Regions from separate parts of the Homo sapiens genome. Here region 1 is linked to region 2. The links are chromatin contacts, found by POLR2A ChIA-PET in ENCODE. All regions are on one chromosome and are shown on one strand. The core of a region is the stretch at or near the end of the contact, and the rest is flanking DNA. Distances in the headings are between cores, read along the strand shown. Region 1 overlaps SYTL3 (synaptotagmin like 3). Region 2 overlaps SYNJ2 (synaptojanin 2).

What was found. ChIA-PET counts read pairs that join two places held with the same protein, here RNA polymerase II (POLR2A).
Region 1: POLR2A ChIA-PET joins it to region 2 with 20 read pairs in activated T-cell. The contact joins two enhancer-like sites. POLR2A ChIA-PET finds 5 or more read pairs at or near these places in 2 of 52 experiments (activated T-cell and naive thymus-derived CD4-positive, alpha-beta T cell).

Annotation. Positions count from the first base shown.
Region 1 is chr6:158,683,505-158,686,204 of GRCh38, reverse strand. All of the region lies in intron 6 of SYTL3 (synaptotagmin like 3), which reads right to left. Among named protein-coding and RNA genes, the nearest start is that of SYTL3, 35 kb to the right of the region's middle. Within about 2 kb of position 1,252, at least 3 of the 41 ENCODE cell types and tissues checked have a DNase peak (open chromatin) inside an H3K27ac peak, as active enhancers do.
Region 2 is chr6:158,029,889-158,032,588 of GRCh38, reverse strand. The region is part of intron 3 of SYNJ2 (synaptojanin 2); the gene reads right to left. Among named protein-coding and RNA genes, the nearest start is that of SYNJ2-IT1, 30 kb to the right of the region's middle. RefSeq lists an enhancer at 898-1,192. Within about 2 kb of position 1,373, at least 26 of the 41 ENCODE cell types and tissues checked have a DNase peak (open chromatin) inside an H3K27ac peak, as active enhancers do.

The DNA.
Region 1 (2,700 bases), core at 3-2,502, 650 kb before region 2:
AGACATCAGTCTCACCTCTTTCCTAATTCCCTTTTTATCTTAAGTCACCTTGATAACATACTTCTCCCACTCACTCAGGAGACATGAAGTGCTGAAAAGATGACAAGATGGTAACGTGTGTGCACAAACACACACACATACATTCATGCACACATGAAAACTACTTACCTGAAATAATGATGCTAGAACTTCTAACGACGTAGAAAACTTTTTGAGTGAAGCAGATGTCTGCACTTAGCTGGCATTGAGAAATGACAAACTTCACCTCCTACAGCACTACTGTTTATAAGCTAGGAATTGATGTGGAAAAGGGTAGAGTCTACCTTCTGAAGAAGGCTCCAGCCCACCAACAAAAAGGTTTTGTTTTTGTTTGTTTGTTTGTTTTTGAGATGGAGTTTCACTCTTGTTGCCCAGGCTGGAGTGCCATGGCATGATCTCGGCTCACAGCAACCTCCGCCTCCCAGCTTTAAGCAATTCTCCTGCCTCAGCCTCCCGAGTAGCTGGGATTACAGGCAGGTGCCACCATGCCCGGCTAATTTTGTATTTTTAGTAGAGACGGGGTTTCTCCATGTTGGTCAGGCTGGTCTCGAACTCCCAATCTCAGATGATCTGCCCACCTCGGCCTCCCAAAGTGCTGGGATTACAAGTGTGAGCCACCGGGCCCGGTCAAAAAAGTATTTTAAAGAAACACAAAAGTGGCCGGGTGAAGTGCCTCATACCTGTAATCCCAGCACTTTGGGAGGCCAAGGTGGGCAGATCACTTGAGGTCAGGAGTTCAAGACCAGTCAACAAGGTGAAACTCCATCTCTACTAAAAATACAAAAATTAGTCAGACATGGGGCGTGTGCCTGTAATCCCAGCTATTCAGGAGGCTGAGGCAGGAGAATCCCTTGAACCCAGGAGGAGGAGTTTACAGTGAGCTGAGATCATGCTACTGCACTCCAGCCTGGATGACAGAACGAGACTCCATCTAAAAAAAAAAAAAAAAGAGAGAGAGAGAGAGACATAAAAGCAATAAAAACAGAGAAAAGTCCTGTGCTGCAGTTGCTTTGCCAAGGTCACACATTCCACATGGGATGACGGCACCCCTAAGGGGACAAAGATTGGTAGCAAATCTTACCTATTTCAACCGTCTGTGGCTCTCCAAAAGGCCTCAGTACATAGATATATGATATCTGTGATATCAAAAGGTTATGGTAGCAACTTTGAAAAAGTCTCTAAAAAGGCTATGTGGGGTAGGGGAGAGGGTGGCGGTAAGAAGCTGTTGAGAAACACTGGCTTAGAGGAAACAGCAACCCTGCTTCATTCCATTGCCTGACATGACCCTTAGTATTAGTTTTTTCCTCCAGGTTTCCAATAAACTTGGCAGAAGCAGCGTTTTTTTTTTTTTTTTTAAGAAGAGCCAGGAATATAAACCATGGGATAATTTAGTACCAACCAAATCTACACCTGGGCAAATCCACCCTTTATAAAAGCTGAATATCAACCCAAATGAATGGCTTCCTTTACTGCCAACAAACTTTTGGGTGAGGTTCTATGGCTTATTTCCCTACCTGCAAATTGCCACTTTTTCTAGAAAAGAGCCACCGCTGCCCTCTGAGTCAGGCTGTGAGTCTAGGTCCCCAACATCACATCACAGAGGAGGGGTGCTGCCCGCATCCCTGATATAGTCAGATGTGGTTCCCACAGCACCTGCCTGCACTCCACCGTGACGGTGCCTGTGTGCGCCTTTGTCCTGATGCCCCATCACAGCTCTTCTGTGATCAAAGCACAAATCATTCTCTCCACAGTTCCAGGTCCCAGCTACCAATTACACTGGCACAACATACATTGCAAATACTTTTGAAAAAGAAAATAAACTTTTAATCTAAGAAACACAAGCCTCCTTTAAAGTATCAGGCCTAGAGAGACACCGAAATGAGCCCGCAATCACGTCCCCCAACTTGGGCTAATCATTTCAAAGCCACTTGCTCTACGGACTCTAGATTGAGTGTCACCACCAATAGCCATAAATTATCCTAACAATGCCACACACTGGACACCATCACCCACAGCCTATAGCTCAGCAATGGATAGCCAATCATGAATCATGAATAAATTACGGGTATTTCCGTAAACCCACGAGAATTCCTGAAAACCAGCTTTTGTAATCGCCCCTCTCCTGATTCACCCTTCTCTCCTTTGTTCTCCAGAGCCCTTGGAAGTGTTTCCTGGGCTGCAGACCTCAGCCTTGGCCCAGATAAACTCTCCACCTGTATTAGTTTTGCCTCAGTTTCCTTCTTTAGGTCAACATCTCATTATAAGACATTCACAGTATACGGACAAAATGCTTCCACCCATATTACCGCAACATGCGCTCACTCCACAAGCATCAACCTCTGCTCAGTTCAAACGCTCTTCACTCACTGTGGTCTTCACTGATTCAATCATCTTGCTCAAGTATTATAAACAAGGTATTGTGCTTTGGCGCAATATGGGCTAACAAGATTTTAAAATCACAGTTACTGCTTGTAGAGAGAAACAGAAGTGCACAAACAATGCTACAATATAAGGAACTTTGCAACAATTACAGAAGAGAATTACAAACCCAGCACTGATGGTGTTTCAGAGGAGGGGACATCACCCCTAGAAGCAGGAAGCCAGGGAAACCTTGTAGTGCACGAGCCTTAAAGAATGGGGCCAACCTGGCCGGGCCCAGTG
Region 2 (2,700 bases), core at 124-2,623:
CCGAGCCTTTCTTCATGAGGCCCTACGTTTCCATGTGCACCTGCGAACGACCACGTAGTTCTCTCATCCCTGAGCTGGCCTGGCCCCCTTGCTTTAGCACCCAGGGGACCTGAGTGGTACCATCCTGAGGGCCCATACTCACTCTCAGGGAGGAGGACCCATCATCAGGAGATGCCCTCTTACAGGGCACTGAGTGAATCTAGATCACAGTGCCCTACTTGTTTAAAAAAGGCAACACAATTCCTGCCCTTGAGCCTTCCTCAAAGACAGCAGCAGCATTTTCTCATTGCTGGAAATCTGTGCTGTGAGCTCTGATGGGTCCCAGGGGGCTTCTCCAAGCTTCCTGCTCTCAGGCCAGCCTCCCCGACTGTGACCAAAGCCACATGCACCCCCACAGGGAGCACAGCCCGCGTCTGACCCCGTCTGAGGTCGCACAGTCACATGCACCCCCACAGGGAGCACAGCCCGCGTCTGACCCCATCTGAGGTCGCACAGCCACAGCGCTCCTCTGCTTGAAAAATGCTGCTGAAGCATTGCTGTACAAAAACACATGTCCCTCTTCCAAATCACTCTCTCAAATTCAGATGATAAGCCAGCTTCCGAAACACATATATGAAATCTGCATGTGGCATCAAGGCAAAGCCTCCAGAATATTTCAGAGTCTGCCAGCTACACAGCTATGGCCACTATCACCAGGGCTCAGGAGAAGAAACCTTTTGCCAAGTGGACAACCCTTAAATCAGCCCTGTTTCTAGTGACACTGCCTGGCCCTCTGGCAGGAGGATGACTCATATCCAGGACCCCCAAAGAGTTTCCTCCCAGGACCTGATTGTACTGGGAGGCAATTGTCAGTGTGATCAATTACCAGCCCAGAAAGATGACTTCACCCTGCTGCTCACTCTGCCTTATGTGCCAGCCACGCTGAGCGTTGACCCCATCTGACTCCTGCTGTGGGTCTCCAGACCTCACGCTGCGCCACAACAGTGGGGGTTCAGGCGATCAAGCCCAGAACCACACTGCCCGTGGTGACTCAGTTGTGGTCAGTTCTGGGGGCTCCACCCTGAGCCTAAACACCACGCCCTGGCGTGTTACAGCTGAGGAGCCTGGCGACCTCCAGAGTTACTTCCTCCTCTCCCTTCAGAAAGGGACACCATGGGGCTCCTCCTTCCAAAGCTCCTCTCAGCCTCCACCTCGTGAATCCCCTTTGCCTCGCTTTGTTAGTGCCCCTCACACCTCCAGCCACAGAGCTGGCATAGGGAAGAGAACTTGCAAAGGTGCTGGTGCAATTCAGATACCCCAAGGATCCCCTAGGGGTTCCAAGGACCCTCACTGCCGCTGAGAGCTCTCACCTCTGCTCCCCTGACAGTTCTGGTTTAAAATAGTTTCACGGACTCCACACAAAGATACCTCATAATACACAGCCCCTCTGTGCTTAAGCTTGGCTGCCTTTAGGGGAACATGTAACAGCTCGCGGGGCACATGCTGGGCCCTGCAAAATGTAACCAGCGATTCACAGAAATGCCATCCCCAGAGGCTGCTACTCAACCTGCCGTCTGCAGACAAGCAGCACTGGCAGCTTATTAGAAATGCAGAATCCTGGGCCCAGCCCAGACCTGCCATCCCAGAATCTGCATTTTTAATGAGATCAGCATGAGATTCACGATTTTATTTATTTTATTTTATTTATTTATTTTGAGACAGAGTCTCACCCTGTAGCCCAGGCTGGAGTGCAATGGTGCGATCTCGGCTCACTGCAATCTCAGCCTCCTGGGTTCAAACGATTCTTCTGCCTCAGCCTCCCATGTAGCTGGGATTACAGGTGTGCGCCACCACACCTGGCTAATTTTCTTTGTATCTTTAGTAGAGACAGGGTTTCACCATGTTGGCCAGGCTGGTCTCAAACTGCTGACCTCAGGTGATCCGCCTGCCTTGGCCTCCCAAAGTGCTGGGATTGCAGGCGTGAGCTACCATGCCCAGCCTTGATTCACGTGCATTTTGAAGTCTGGGCACATTACTGCCCCCAAATATCCACAATACCAGAGAACCAAAGAGGATGTGGGGGTGGGGAGCGTTGGGATGGACACAGGGATGTGGGGAGGGTCCCCTTCTTCCGGCAGAAATCAGGAATTCACTTCTGGGGAATCCAAAGCACCAAGGCCAGATGAAAACCTGTGGCTGCCTCTGGCAAAGGGAGAGAGGCACAAACAGGTCAGAAATAAACCTCACGAGTCCCGTCTCAGAGCTGGGAAAACTGATATAGCTTCAAAAGGCAGACACTGGATTCTAAAACATTACATTAGATGAGGTTCATTGGAACGACTCCCATGGCAGGACTTTCCTCACTTTTGCTTCTACCTGGCATCTCTAGGCATCAGTGCGAATCTGACAGAAACAGCATTATGTCCAGAAAGGGCAATAGATAATTTATGTATTTACAGGGTTGTCCACTCTTGTCTCTGTCCTGCTGTGGAGTGAAAAAGCACCAGGAGATCTTAAACATACAGAAATCCAGCCGCCTCTGCCTGGGCTCCGGGACTAGTCTTAGTGCATTGCTACAAGTCCCTTTGGGCAGGGTGACTCAGCTTCCCCATTGATGGGACTGGTTTAGCACTGTGATTACCAGCTTGGGACCTGGACCCAGAAAGCCTGGGTTCAAATCCTGGCTCTGCCACTTAGTAAGTGTGTGGAGTTTGGCAAAAT